Linked DNA regions of Homo sapiens: region 2 is linked to region 1. Evidence: read pairs that join two places in POLR2A ChIA-PET (ENCODE). Cell type or tissue: MCF 10A. All regions are shown on one strand. Region 1 overlaps GRID2 (glutamate ionotropic receptor delta type subunit 2). Region 2 overlaps GRID2 (glutamate ionotropic receptor delta type subunit 2).

What was found. Peaks named below come from ENCODE experiments on the same cell type or tissue, not always from the same donor. Only the 100,000 strongest peaks of a DNase experiment are listed, where the experiment ranks them.
Region 2: POLR2A ChIA-PET joins it to region 1 with 5 read pairs; 2 of 35 experiments call an interaction of 5 or more read pairs at or near these places.

The regions. Positions count from the first base shown.
Region 1 is chr4:92,870,397-92,874,396 of GRCh38, forward strand. All of the region lies in intron 2 of GRID2 (glutamate ionotropic receptor delta type subunit 2), which reads left to right. Among named protein-coding and RNA genes, the nearest start is that of GRID2, 570 kb to the left of the region's middle. In MCF 10A, no CTCF peak of the experiment used is centred here; a DNase peak (open chromatin) is centred at 2,395.
Region 2 is chr4:92,961,093-92,965,092 of GRCh38, forward strand. All of the region lies in intron 2 of GRID2 (glutamate ionotropic receptor delta type subunit 2), which reads left to right. Among named protein-coding and RNA genes, the nearest start is that of GRID2, 660 kb to the left of the region's middle. In MCF 10A, no CTCF peak of the experiment used is centred here; no DNase peak of the experiment used is centred here.

The DNA of each region.
Region 1 (4,000 bases):
CAGGGCTTGGCTTACAGTATTTAGGTGTTTCATAAGAACGTAGTGAATAAATGAATACTTTGGAAGTGTTTCCAAAATTTGTTCTCAAGTGTATCACATTGATCACTCCTATTGAAAAGAATTAAACATTATAATGTGAATAGGTGAGATATATGTTTCAGATATATATTTATTTTAGTTTATTTTAAATAAAAAAGAAATACATAGTGAACAACAGGAATTATTTTAAAAAGCATTAACAGATGGCATTCAATTATTAAATTATAGTTCATCTTTCATAGTAGAGAAATATGAAGTTGTTCAATGCTTGGAAATTGTTGTATGCATTACATGTGATAAAAGAAAAAAATAGCACTACCAAGGGGCAGGGGAAAATAATCTTTACTAGATTTTACAGTTTAAAATTAGGTTGCTGAAATGTATATGGCAAAGGTGTGTGTGTGTAATTGTGCTTATATATTGTGTTTATAACTTTAGTGACAGGAAACAATATAAAATCATATGAATAACTTGTGATAACATCAGCACATAATGATCCCTTTCTTATCTGGTGTTTTATTGTACTATTCAAAAGTGCTAAATAAAAAATTCTTCTAAACATTTTTTTCATTAAGATGGATGGATATGTATTTTCTCCTTCTCTCCCCCTACACCCCATTTCTCTCCCTTTTTCATTTTTTAAAACATGTATTAGGTAAACAGAATGTTGGTAGATAGAAATATACAGATAGATAGAAACAAAAAGTCTTCTCTCCTGGAGTTGCGATGCCTGGTTTAACATTCTGACTTGGTCACTAACTTGTTTTGCTTTTTTATTTTTTTGTTTTATAATTGTTAACTATGTTTTATTTACTTTTTTTTTTTAAAAGAACTAAATAACTTCAATGGTCATTTAGCCACTGGGATTCTCTGATTCTTTTTTTTTCTGTTAATGTAACAAGTTAAAAGGTTAAGTAAATCTTTAGGCCTCAGATTTTTTATTTTGTTTTGGTTTGTTTTGCATATGAAAATTATAACTTAACCTAGAAGGTCCCTAACATGATGCAATTATTATTCTATTAAATACAGTTGAGTTAATTGATTACAATTTGTTTTAAGTTAGTTACCAGAAGTTTAAAAACCATGTCCTGGTATTTATGCCAGCTGTACATTCAGGGTTCTCTTTGGCTATGACATCAGGGCAGAGTACTGACACTCATGAGTCAAGGAGCAGGGAAGAGGGTATAGGAAGCCAATAATTTAGAAACTTAATGACTTACACTCCACTTTCGAAACCGGCAAATATTAGAATTTTTTTTAACTCAACTTTCCAAGGTAATAATTTTAAGTTTTCAGAGTTCAGTGACTTAGAGACACATTGCAACAAAATGTACAAAAGTCTTCTTGGCTCCATACTGTGAAAGACAGGGGAAAGAATATTGTCTAATGTTTTCTATGGATAAAATGGTTGCTTAATTTAAATGAAAATGTTTTTTACTACCTTGAGGGGCTCTTTTTCCTGTGAGTTTCTTTGGTGTTTCAGAGAGAGTAAGTCCTATTCAATTAAATGTATAGTGAAATTTGCGTATAAAAAGAAATAAACTCTCCAATAAATCTGTGGTCAGGTGTATGTGTGAGTGTGTGTCTGTGTGTGTGTTTGTGCTTATTTGTGTACATATAGGTTAAACTTTGCATTTGAGAAGAAAGTTTCTGAAATTGATTTAGAATAATTTTTATGTTTATTAACTTATTTTTAGTAGAGAAATTACAGCTTGTTTCATATCATAATTATGTTAACAATTTATTAGGATAAAATGAAAATGTATGCCAAACATCAACATTACTCTTTATTAATATCAATTTATGAACACATTTATGAAGAAAGAATATATGAAGAAAGCTGTTCAAATGTAATAACCAAGAAGACATATAAATGGCAATTAGTTAAACTGAAAACTTTCCAATTTCATCTTAGAAAAAGGAAACTAGCAATATGAAAATAACAAAAATCAAGCTTAATTTATGGAATTCTCCATGAAGAAAAATCCTTAATTATATACTGCATATTTTTGGTAAGGAGAAATGTTTTTATTCTACCTAAAATTTTTCTAGAATTGTAGAATTAAATGATGGAAATTGAAAATTAATTATTTGGATGATTAAAAATAAGAAAATCATTATTTTAATTTGAAAAAAAAATGTTAATACTCTTCTGCAGGGGGCAAATCCATGCAAGTATATCTTCAAAGTCAGAGGAAGCCAAGAGGCTTAAGGAAGAGGTGAACATATTGTTCTCAGAAAGAAACATTTTATAGGAAATTTGAACAGAAGCCATGCCTGTGCCTCCAGCAATGAGACATGCTGGCACAGCTCAGTGACCTTACCCCTTGGACCCAGGGCTTATATACCATAGGGAAAGAATGTGTAGGACAATTGCAGGGAAAGGCAAAGGTGCTCTGTGAATATGCCTAAGGGCAGGATTTATGGTCAAAGCTGTTTTGAAATAATGCGGTAATTTTTGGTAAGTACATGCTCTTACTCAAGAAACAAAAGATAAACTGGAGATCTTAGAGGCCTTTCTAGAACTGGAGTTAACTAGAAGTCAACATGGTGGATTAGTACCCAAGATGGAATTGCTTTAGCTTCCACAGATACCAACAGAAAATATAGTATTATAATAGTATTGAGTATAAGAATAAAGAAATTGGACTATGATAGAGCTCAAATTTCATAAAATGAAAATTTTTTTGTTTGGTTTGATTGTGCTTCTTTGGATCATATATCATGAAATATATTTATTATTGTACTTATAATATCAGTCTGTAATCATTTAGATGTTTAGTTTATTAAGCTCTTCAATTCTATTATGTAGTATAGTTTTCACAGACTCATTTACTGAGGTAGAATAGATCTTATTACTTTTATTTTAGGAATGAGGAAACAGAGATTTAGCTAAATCAAGTGTCTTAAGGAAGCAGCAAATTGAAATGCCAGGATCCAGTCCCAGCATTTTCATTCTAACTTCAACTTTTTTTTTAATATAACCACGATTATATGTATTTTCAAAAAAATCATTTAAATGTTATATTATTAAAATTGGACTTGAACTCACCTTGCTCCAGTATAAATTCTACATTCAAATCTTGATTTTTATGTCTAGGTTTACATTAGATAAATAAAAGATAAAAATTTAGATACGCTTCTATTGTCAAAAGCCTTGTATATCTAAAGCTAAAATTACTTCTGATTTCCTATCCATAAAAGAGAGGTAGAGGGAGGGAAATCTTGCTGAATTTGATACTAGTTTAAACATCCTCTAATTGAGGTTTTTTTGTTTGTTTGTTTTGTTTTGTTTTGAGATGGAATTTCGCTTTTGTTGCCCAGGCTGGAGTGCAATGGCATGATCTCGGCTCACCGCAACTTCCACCTCCTGGGTTCAAGCAATTCTCCTGCCTCAGCTACCCGAGTAGCTGAGATTACAGGCATGTGCCACCACACCCGGCTAATTTTGTATTTGTAGTAGAGACGGGGTTTCACCATGCTGGTCAGGCTGGTCTCGAACACCTGACCTCAGGTGATCCACCTGCCTCGGCCTCCCAAAGTGCTGGGATTACAGGTGTCAGCCACTGCGCCCGGCCTCCTCTAATTCTTATTAAAGAGCCCTGTCCTGAAACTTCTACTTCCCCCTATTCTTCTTACACTCAGGAAGAGAAAGGAGCAGGAACTGATAAAGGGACCCTTCTCACTTGGAAACCCTCAACCTTTGAATATCCAGATTTTCTGCTGCACATATAATTGATATTGTCACAACATTTGGGCTCTTTTGTAGCAGTCTGTGACTGATTTCGTCTTGTTTTACTTTATTTACTGTAACTTCAAATGTTGTAGCGTCTTCCAATTAGTAGCCTCTTCATGAAGATAGGACTGAGTATTTTGCATAAGACATTCATTCAAAATAAAATGAAAGATTAAATTAACTTTATTAAAATGAAATGATTCGGATAGCATCCTACTCATTAGC
Region 2 (4,000 bases), 91 kb after region 1:
CCCCTCCATTCTTTGTATCATTGCTGTTATTCATTTCACATATACGTAAGCATACACATATATATGCATTTTTAATAAAAACATTGTTTCTGTTATTAATTTGAACAAATTATTGTCCATTTGATAAATTAAGAAAAAGGTATTTATTTTACTTTCACTTACTCATTTTCTGATGCTCTTTCTTTATGTTGATACAAGTTTCTGATCTATTTCAGTTTTCTTTTCTCTGAAGTTCTTCTTTTGGGGTTTCTTGCAGGGAGGGTCTGCTGACAACACATCCCCTCAAATTTTTTTTTTTTTTTGGTCTAAGAAAATTCTTATTTCTCTTTCACATTTTAAGGATAATTTCACAGGTTACAGAATTTTAGGTTGATGATATTTTCCTCTTAATATTAAATATTTCATTTAATTCTTTTCTTGCTTTCATAGTTTCTGATAAGTCAGATATAATTTTATCTTAGTGAGTGCTTTTTTTCTTTCTCTCTAGTTTCTCTCAGGATTTTTGTTTCTTTATTTTGATTTTCTTCAATTTAAATATGATTTGTCTAGGTGTAGGTTTTCTTAGCATTTATCTTGCTTGCTGTTCTCTGAGGTTCCTGAATCTTTGGTTTGGTGTCAGACATAACTTGAAGAAATTCTTGGTCGTGGGTGATTCAAATATTTCTTCTCTTTTTTTTTAATTCTTCTTCTGATAGTCTCATTACATATATGTTACACTATTTGCAGTTTTCTCACAATTCTTGGATATTCTGTGTTGTTGATGGTTTTTTTAATCTTTTTTTATTTTTCTTTTTTGGCAATAACAATTGAAATATCCTTAAGCTCAGGTAGTCTTCTCTCAACCATGACCGATCTACTAATATGCCCAAGAAAGGCATTCTTTATTACTTTTACAGTGTTTTTGAGCTCTAGAATTTCTTTTTGTTTCTGTCTGAGAATTTCCGTCTCTCTGCCTACATTGCCCATCTGTTCTTACATGCTGTCTCCTTTATACATTAAAGTTCTTAGCATATAAACTGTAGCTTTAAAAATTCCCAGTCTGATAATTCTAACATCCCTGCCTTATCTGAGTATGGTTCTGACACTTACTGTGTCTCTTCAAACTGTGTGTGTGTGTTTCTTTTTTTAGTATGCCTTGTTTTTTTAATATATATCTGAACATGATGTAGTGGGTAAGTAGAACTGTTGTAAATAGACCTTTAGTAATGTGGTGGTAAGGTGTGGTCCTTAATCATAGGTCTGGTCCTATGATTGAGACTCGGTCTTTTAGTGAGCCTGTGCCTCTGGACTGCAACCTTCACAAGTGCTTCTCTGTTCCCCCTCCCACCCTCTTTTACCTTTAATAGGATAGCTAGAATGGGCTGACGTTGAGTATTTTCCTTCTCCCAGTTGGAAGGCTAGAGCCTGCTGGAGTTGGGCATTTCCCTTTCCCAGGTCATGTAGACTCGAATTAACCCCCAGTAGGTTAGGTTCAAGTTAAACAGTTTCCCCAGGGACAGACATTGTGAAGAAGAAAAGAATAGTGTATTTCAAAATGGTTACTTTCTCCCTTCCCCTGCTGGAAGCATGAAGGGATTTTTTTTTCCTCTAATATTCACTGTGGGAATCTAGTTCCTCAAGGCAAAACTCACATAAGTATGGGCACCCGCCTATGACTAGATCCCCCTAGAGTTTTTGACTCTCAGAATTTTCCACACTGAGTCTCCAGCAAGTCATCAAATACAGTTCAGGTTTTCCTATAGCCCAGCAATAGTTCCCACAGAGGTTTCTGGTCCAGTAAGTTGCAATTCTCCTTACAGGCGTATCTTGCCTTAGAGACATTGAAGGTTCAGTTCCAGATCACAGCCACAAAGTGAATACTGCAATAAAGCAAGCCACACATTTTTTTGTTTCCCAGTACATATCAAAGTTATGTTTCCACTGTGCTATAGTCTCTTAAGTATGCAATAGCACTATGTCTAAAAAAACAACATGAATACCTTAATTTAAAATACTTCATTTCTAAAAATGCTAACAATCTTCTGGGCCTTCAGCGTGTCATAATCCTTTTGCTGGTGGAGAGTCTTGCCTGGGTATTGATGGTTGGTGCCTGATTAGGGTGGTGGTTGCTAACTGAGGCAATTTCTTAAAGTAAAACAACAATGCAGTTTGCCTTATCAATTGCCTCTTTGTTTCACAAAAGATTTCTCTATAGCATGCCATGCTGTTTAATAGAATTTTACCCATGGTAGAACTTCTTTCAAAATTGGAGTAAATCCTCTTATCCCTGCTGCTGATATATCAACTAGGTTTATGTAATATTCGAAATCCTTTGTTGTCATTTCAACAAGGTCCATAGCATCTTCAAAAGGAGATTCCATCTCAAGAAACCACTGTCTTTGTTCCTCCATAAGAAGCAACTCCTCATTATTTTCATTCTCATTTTATTGTCAGATTGTAGCAATTTGGTCACATCTTCAGGCTCTACTTCTAATACTATTTCTCTTGTTATTTTTACCACAACTGCAGTTACTTCTTCCACTGAAGTATTGAACTCCTCACGGTCATTCATGAAAGTTGGCATTAAATTCTTTCAGACTTCTGCTCATGTTGATTATGTTGATCACCTCCCATGAATCACAAATGTTCTAAATTTCATCTAGATTGGTGAATCCTTTCCAGAATATTTTCAATTTACTTTACCCAGACCCATTGGAAAAATTGCTATCTATGACAGCTGTAGCCTTACAACATGCATTTCTTAGATAATATGACTTGAGAGTTGAAACTACTCTTTGACCCATAGGCTGCAGAATGGATGTTGTGTTCACAGGCATAAAATCAATATTAATTTCCTTGTGAATCTCGATCAGAGCTCTTGGGTAACCAGGTGCATTGTCAATAAGCAGTCATAATTTCAAAGTAATATTGTTTTCTGAGCACCAGTTCGCAGCAGTGGCCTTAAAATATTCAGGAAACCATGCTGTAAACAGATGTGCTGTCATCCAAGCTTTGTTGTTCCATTAATAGGACACAGGGAGGATAGATTTAACAGAATTCTTAAGAGCTCTAGGATTTTTGGAAAAGTAAATGAGCATTGGCTTCAACTTAAAGTCAGCAGCTGCATTAGCCCCTAACAAGAGAGTCAGTCTGTCCTTTGAAGCTTTAAAGCTAGGCCTTGTTTTGTCCTCTCTAGCTATGAAAGTCCCAGGGGGCATCTTCTTCCAATATAAGGCTGCTTTATCTTCACTAAAAATATGTTGTTTAAATGAGAACACATGGACAAGGGAGGGGAACATCACACACCGGGCCCTGTCAGGCATAGGGGACAAGAGGAGGGAGAGCATTAGAACAAATGTACATGGGGGTTAAAGCCTAGATGACAGGTTGATGGGTGCCACAAACCACCATGGCACATGTATACCTATGTAACAAAACAGCACCTTCTACACATATATCCCAGAACTTAAAGTAAATTAAAAAATAAAAATCTGTTGTTTAGGGCAGCCCCCTTTGTCAATGCTTTCAGCTAGATCTTCTGAATAACTTGTTGTAGCTTCTACATCAGCACTTGCTGCTTCCTCTTGTACTTTTACATTATGGAGAAGACTTTTCTCCTTAAGCCTCATGAACAAACCTCTGCTGGCTTCTATTTTTTCATCTGAAGCTTTCTGACCTCTCTCAGACTTCAGAGAATTGAAAAGACTTAGGGCCTTTCCTTAGATTTTGCTTTGGCTTAAAGAAAGATAGTGGCTGGTTTGATCTATTCAGACCACTGAAACTTTCTCCATATCAGCAAAAAAGACTTCTTTGTTTTCTCACCATCCGTGTGTTCACTATAATAGTACATTTAATTTCTTTCATGAACTTTTCTTTTACATTTACAACTTGCTCAACTCCTCGATGCAAGAGGCCTAGCTTTCAGCTTATCTTTGCTTTCAACCTGTGTTCCTCATCAAGCCTAATATTTTCTAAATTTTGATTTAAAGTGAGAGAGGTGGGACGCTTCCTTTCACTTGAG